2 separate regions of the Homo sapiens genome follow, and region 1 is linked to region 2. The links are chromatin loops, found by intact Hi-C in ENCODE. Cell type or tissue: dorsolateral prefrontal cortex. All regions are shown on one strand. Links, peaks and the distances in the headings refer to the core of each region. The heading gives the core; the rest is flanking DNA.

The links. A loop is a pair of places that touch in the nucleus more often than their neighbours do. Peaks named below come from ENCODE experiments on the same cell type or tissue, not always from the same donor. Only the 100,000 strongest peaks of a DNase experiment are listed, where the experiment ranks them.
Region 1: a loop joins it to region 2, with 2.6 times the contacts of the local background. A loop is called at or near these places in 28 of 110 quality-filtered maps.

Annotation. Positions count from the first base shown.
Region 1 is chr5:148,373,896-148,376,720 of GRCh38, forward strand. All of the region lies in intron 2 of FBXO38-DT (FBXO38 divergent transcript), which reads right to left. Among named protein-coding and RNA genes, the nearest start is that of FBXO38-DT, 8.5 kb to the right of the region's middle. In dorsolateral prefrontal cortex, for the core only: a CTCF peak has its summit at 1,055 (motif pointing left); no DNase peak of the experiment used is centred there.
Region 2 is chr5:148,289,270-148,292,094 of GRCh38, forward strand. FBXO38-DT (FBXO38 divergent transcript) reads right to left here. Exons shown (of 5, transcript NR_105057.1): 4 at 983-1,726. Among named protein-coding and RNA genes, the nearest start is that of SPINK7, 22 kb to the right of the region's middle. In dorsolateral prefrontal cortex, for the core only: a CTCF peak has its summit at 1,521; no DNase peak of the experiment used is centred there; H3K4me3 peaks cover 470 bases; H3K27ac peaks cover 1,015 bases.

The sequences.
Region 1 (2,825 bases), core at 46-2,545, 85 kb after region 2:
TGCTCCTATTGAGAAACATCTCACCATAGATGTCACATGTCTATCACATCCAACCATCCTGCTTCTCCCCACGCCCACATTAGATATCAGTAATCAAATAGTACATGCCACTGAGCTGTATGTGGCCTCAAAATGTTTATCAACATAGTAATCCAGGCATGCCTTGTCATCAGATTTGATATGGAACATAAAACCTATTTGCGATTCCTGCACATAACCTTTTAAAAAATGTGCTATTTTTTGTGGGTACATAGTGAGTGAGTATATATATTTGCGATTCCTGCACATAACCTTTTAAAAAATGTGCTATTTTTTGTGGGTACGTAGTGAGTGAGTATATATATTTATGAGGTACATTAGACATTTTGATACAGGCATACAATGCATAATAATAACATCAGGGTAAATGGGATATCCATCACCTCAAGCATTTATCCTTTCTTTGTGTTACAAACAACCCAATTATGTAGTTATTTTTAGATGTACAATAAATTATTGTTGACTGTAGTCACTCTGCTGTGCTATCAATACTAGAGCTTACTCATGCTATCTAATTATATTTTTGTACCCATTAACCATCCCCTCTTCCCTGCCCCCAATACTCTTCCCAACCTCTGGTAAACATTATTCTACTCTCTATCTCCATGAGTTCAATTGTTTTAAATGTTAGCTACCACAAATGAGTGAGAACGTGCATAATTTGTCTTTCCGTGCCTCGTGTATTCCACCTAACATAATGACCTTGAGTTCCATCCATGTTGTTACAAATGTCAAGATCTCATTCTTTCTTATGACTTTTTCTTTTTAAGACAAAAATAGCTTCATGGTTAAGATGAAGTCCTTCATCCTGCTCTATTTGCTATGCCTGTAGTCAGGCCTTGGTCATGTGACCACTCTTCAAGTCCTTCTGAGACAGGGCCCCTTTCAGGGATGTGAGCCCTGTGGCTGAGACCTTGCAACATTTCAACAGATCTCTGACAGTAAATGCCTCCCAGCATTACCTCTCTGAACATTCCTTGCTCCTAATGCACAGTGAGCTACACCCTCTAGTGGGCAAACCACATGCAGTACATTGAACTTTGGAAGAGTAACATCCTCTGTCTACTACCAACCACCTCCAGTAATGATCAGGCTCCCCAGATTTCACAAGAAAAAAAAAGCAGGGGATAGGGGGAAGAGGGGAACGGGAGATTTTATGGCTCTTCTGCCTGACAACTCCAGGTGAATCTGAATTTAGTAACAGCTGGATTCAGGGTCTCCAAAACTTCTGCTGGAAATTTCTTTCTCCAGCTCTTGGATCCATCCATTCTTTCTCCAGTGTGGTTTTTATTCATAGGCAGGCTTTCCCCACCCCACACCACCTCTATCTGCAGTGGTAGACCCTGGCAGCTTAGAGTTACGATGTCGTCAGTGGAAGAGAGCTTTCCTTTTCCAAGAAGTCTTCTAACAAAAGGTTTGAGTCTTATTACACTAGTTGGAATAAAAGGCTTATTCTTGAACCAGTCATAGCTACAAGCATGCTTAATTCTCATTGAAATGGACCAAATTATAAGGTCCTACAGGAGCCAGAGGTAAGTTGGCCTTACTGTATGAACTAGAAGATGATAAAGAATTGTTCCCCAAAGGAATATTGAAGAACTACTGCCAGAGGAGAAATAAACGCAGGTCAAGCAAACAACAGATGCTTCAACACTATACTTTCTATATGCTATCTTTGAGTCTAAGATTGTTCTCAGGCCTGGCCCAAGCTCAATCCCTTGCTATACTGCTGTCCTTATTGCAGTAAACTGTTTTGCCTGTTTTTGCTATAATAAGACTTGATACTGCCAGGATCAGAAACTTTTTATCTTGGTAGAAAGCATGAAAATGTCACCTAGAGATCTTAGCCTTCTGATGCCCACACTTTCATATCCAAATGACATGACTTGACCTTCCATTCCACAAATCACAGGAAGTCTGGTGTCCTCCCGATTGCAGAGGATCCCAGGACCTCTATGTCCTTATGGTAACTACTTGCTCTGTATCTCTAATTTTGCAAAGTTCTCCATCGGCACCTCATTTCATCTTTGGATGCTGCTGCCTCACTCCCCACCACTTTGGTGCAGATGACTCCACAGCCACTGCACACCCGCTATCTTCCTTCATTCCTCAAGCACTTTAAAGGCTATTTAGGGTAACAAATGTTTTCTGAAGGTTTGGAGTACTGGAGGAGGACAATGGCTAACACGGCCTATGAAATATGTCAGGATACTTTCAGTTAAGAGAGATGAAAATCTAAATGAAACAGCTTAGGTCAAGCAAGAAATGTGTAGGCTCATGCAATTAGGAGGATTCAGGGTGGGTCGTAATTCAGGCACAGCTTTATCCATGGACTCAGGTATTGTCAGAAGTCTCAGTCTCCATCTCTGCCCTCTGCTTGTCTCTGGATTTTATTAAATGCTGGTTTCATCATCTCCCATACAAACTCTATCTACCAGATAAGAAAAATGGCTGCAGCCACTCCAGTCTCATGTCCTTACAGCTCATGATTAGAAAAAAAAAGGCGGGGGTGGGGTTGGGAATGGGAAGAAGAGAATCCTGGAGCCCAGTCAAACATTCCCCGCAATCAGTATGCAACTGCGGTCCCCAGATAAGAGAAATAGAAGGTTTTCTTACAATGTCTATGCCAAAAGGTCAAATTTAAGCAAAGAAATGAGGATTAAATCATATCTATTATTATTATCTGGCACTAAGAAACAGTAAATGAATAATTAATACATAAAATGTCCTATTTTCAAAAACTATAGCATGTTAAGGAATTAGATAGATGAGCCTTATCATTGAAA
Region 2 (2,825 bases), core at 110-2,609:
GCTTACCTGAGGTGGGAGAAGTTTTCTTCTCTTCTCTCATTTATATTAACAAATGCAAACAAACACTTCAAGGCACAACCTGAAGTGTACTAAAGGATGTTTTGGTGGTAAGGTGACTTTCCCTGGGTGTTAAAAATATCATATTCTTCCTTGTTATGAATTCACTTAAGAAACTATAGGATAAAAGACACAAGTTTAAAAATATCTTTTGTATCCTCTTCATTCATTGGTTGTGAAATTATGCATGTCAAGCATTTTACTGAATGTTTTTCATGTTATTTCATTTAATCCTCACAACAAAATTATGTTACACATGATGCATCTCCACTTTGCATGTTCAACATATATTTAATGAATATGTATCAATCAACTTATAAATTCTGATCTCTGATGAAGATCCAAGGGGAATTTAAAGATAGTATCATCATCAACATGGAAGAGAAACACAAATAACTAAGGATAAAACATAAGAAGAATAGCAACTTCTATTTTGACTGCTTTGTAGTTGAATGACTTATTAGACATCTAGGCCAAATTGCCCTCTAAATATCTAGATCTGGGAATCAGAATTAGGATGGTGCTGACAAAAAGTTTAGAAGTCATCAGTGGATAGGTATTGGAGCAGAAAAGGTAAACTAAGACCTCCAACCCCTCCCCCCTCCCCCAACACACATACACATATACACATAGCTGTGGCCTTTTAACTCATTTCCTGGGTAAAGCCCATATTCATTAGGATAGAATAGTGGCCACATGTTAATAAAAGGAAGAAGAAGAGCCAAGCATTTTTGGGGATTACGTATGTTTTTGAGCAGAAGAGAGTGAGTTGATATCATTTGATCCCCTAGTTCCAGCATACCTAATGCTCACTCCATCTCATCCTATTCCAATTATATCATTGTATTACTCCGTTCTTTCACTGCTATAAAAAAAATACCTGAGACTGCATAATTTATAAAGAAAAGAAGTTTAATTGGCTCACGGTTCTGCAGGCTGTGCAGGAAGCATAGGGGCTTCTGCTTCTGGGGAGGCCTCAGGAAGTTTCCAATCATGGCAAAAGGCAAAGGGGGAGAGAGGTGCCTCACGTGGTGGGAGCAGGAGAAGAGAGAGAGAGAGGTGAGGTGCCACACACCTTGAAACAACCAGATCTCATGAGGACTCACCATCGTGACGACAGCACCAAGGTGGATTGCGTTACACCATGAGAAACCACCCACATGATCCCATCACCTCCCACCAGGACCCACCTCCAACTGGCACTGGGGATTACAATTCTACATGAGATTTGGGCGGGGACACAAATCCAAACCATATCAATCAGTCAATAAATTATTTTACTTTTTGGTTTAATCTGGTTATAATTCGTCACTTATAATGGGAAGATCTTGACTAATATAGAGGAATGAGATCATTATTATGTATGAAGACTGCAGAGAATAAAAAGTGAAGAAACTCTCTTCCTTTGGCTCCCTTGTGCCCTGGAACATTACCTGTTACTACATCTAGATGGCAGCCTCATTCTTCTGTCTTGCCTTATTTAACTAGTTCTTTATTTCACTAGAAGGGTCCAGAGAGCTGTGCCTAACTACATTCTCCATCAGCTTTCCAGTTAAACACACAGTCCAGTTCTGCTGGCAATAGAGACCCTCACCTTCTTTCATCTCCTCCCTCTTTTCTTTTGTGTCCCCCTGGTCAGTAGGTTCCATCAGGATGGCTCTCTCTGGAGCTGGAAAGAAAGAGTTTCAGGTTTTTCCAGTTTCAAAAAGTAAAGCAGCTTCTAAAATACAGACATTTGTGTTAATATTGGCTGTCTATTATAGCCTAACACTATTTCATTATTTAGTCTATGTCTCTGCTTTACACAAAATAACAAAAACAAAAATGAAATCTTCTCCAAAGAGAGATGGAGAGGAACAATCCTGTATTACCACAGAACACAAAGAAAAATATCAAAGAAAATTGTATCCTTTCTTTTTCTCTCTTCAAAATATAGAGCTCACAATTATTCTATTGTAGTAGGAAAACAAACATGCAAAGTCTAGAAATCCCTGATTTATAAATGTCTTCACTATTGTGTGAAAATCCTGTGCTGGTTGAAAGACAAACATGAACACAAACGTAAAAGCAAGGACATTTAGAGGGGGCTCTGGGTGTGAGCTGATAATGGAAATAATCATGCGAGGTTCCAGATGAGAACACAAGTGTTCCATTACAGGAACGGGCAGTGTGACACTAAGGCACAGCACATGGGCAGAGATAGAGCTGTAACAATAATTAGCCCAGGTTCAGGGAACACATGTACCATGCCAAGTGCCATAGCATGTTTTATGTGCCTTGTTTCAATTGATCCTCTCCACAGTCTTATAAGCCTAATACCATTATCACCCCCATACTACAAATGAGGGAACTAAACTCACACAAGGTAAGTAAACTATGTAATCTTGTAGTTCATGAAGAAGGACTGAGATTCAAACCCAAATTATCCTGCTTCTAACCACAACCTTGTGTTGTCAAACCCAAATGGAACCAGAAAAAAAGAGGACAGGGAGCGGTGATTATAAGAGATTTTCAAAAAAGTACAGATGCATATCTTCTTAAAAATATTAGTCTCTTCTTTAAGAAAGTATTCTGCCTAGATGTAATAATGAATTAATAGTAGTTTCAACAATTTAAGGACATTGAGCAAGAGCCTGACTCCTCTAGATAAAAGTGCAGAACATAGTTTATCTCTAACCACTAGGACAGCTTCCTCATATCCTCATCTGCCCCCTGATTTTGCAGACCCTTGCTCTTCAGAGTGTGGGTAAGGGCCAGCATTGGGAGCT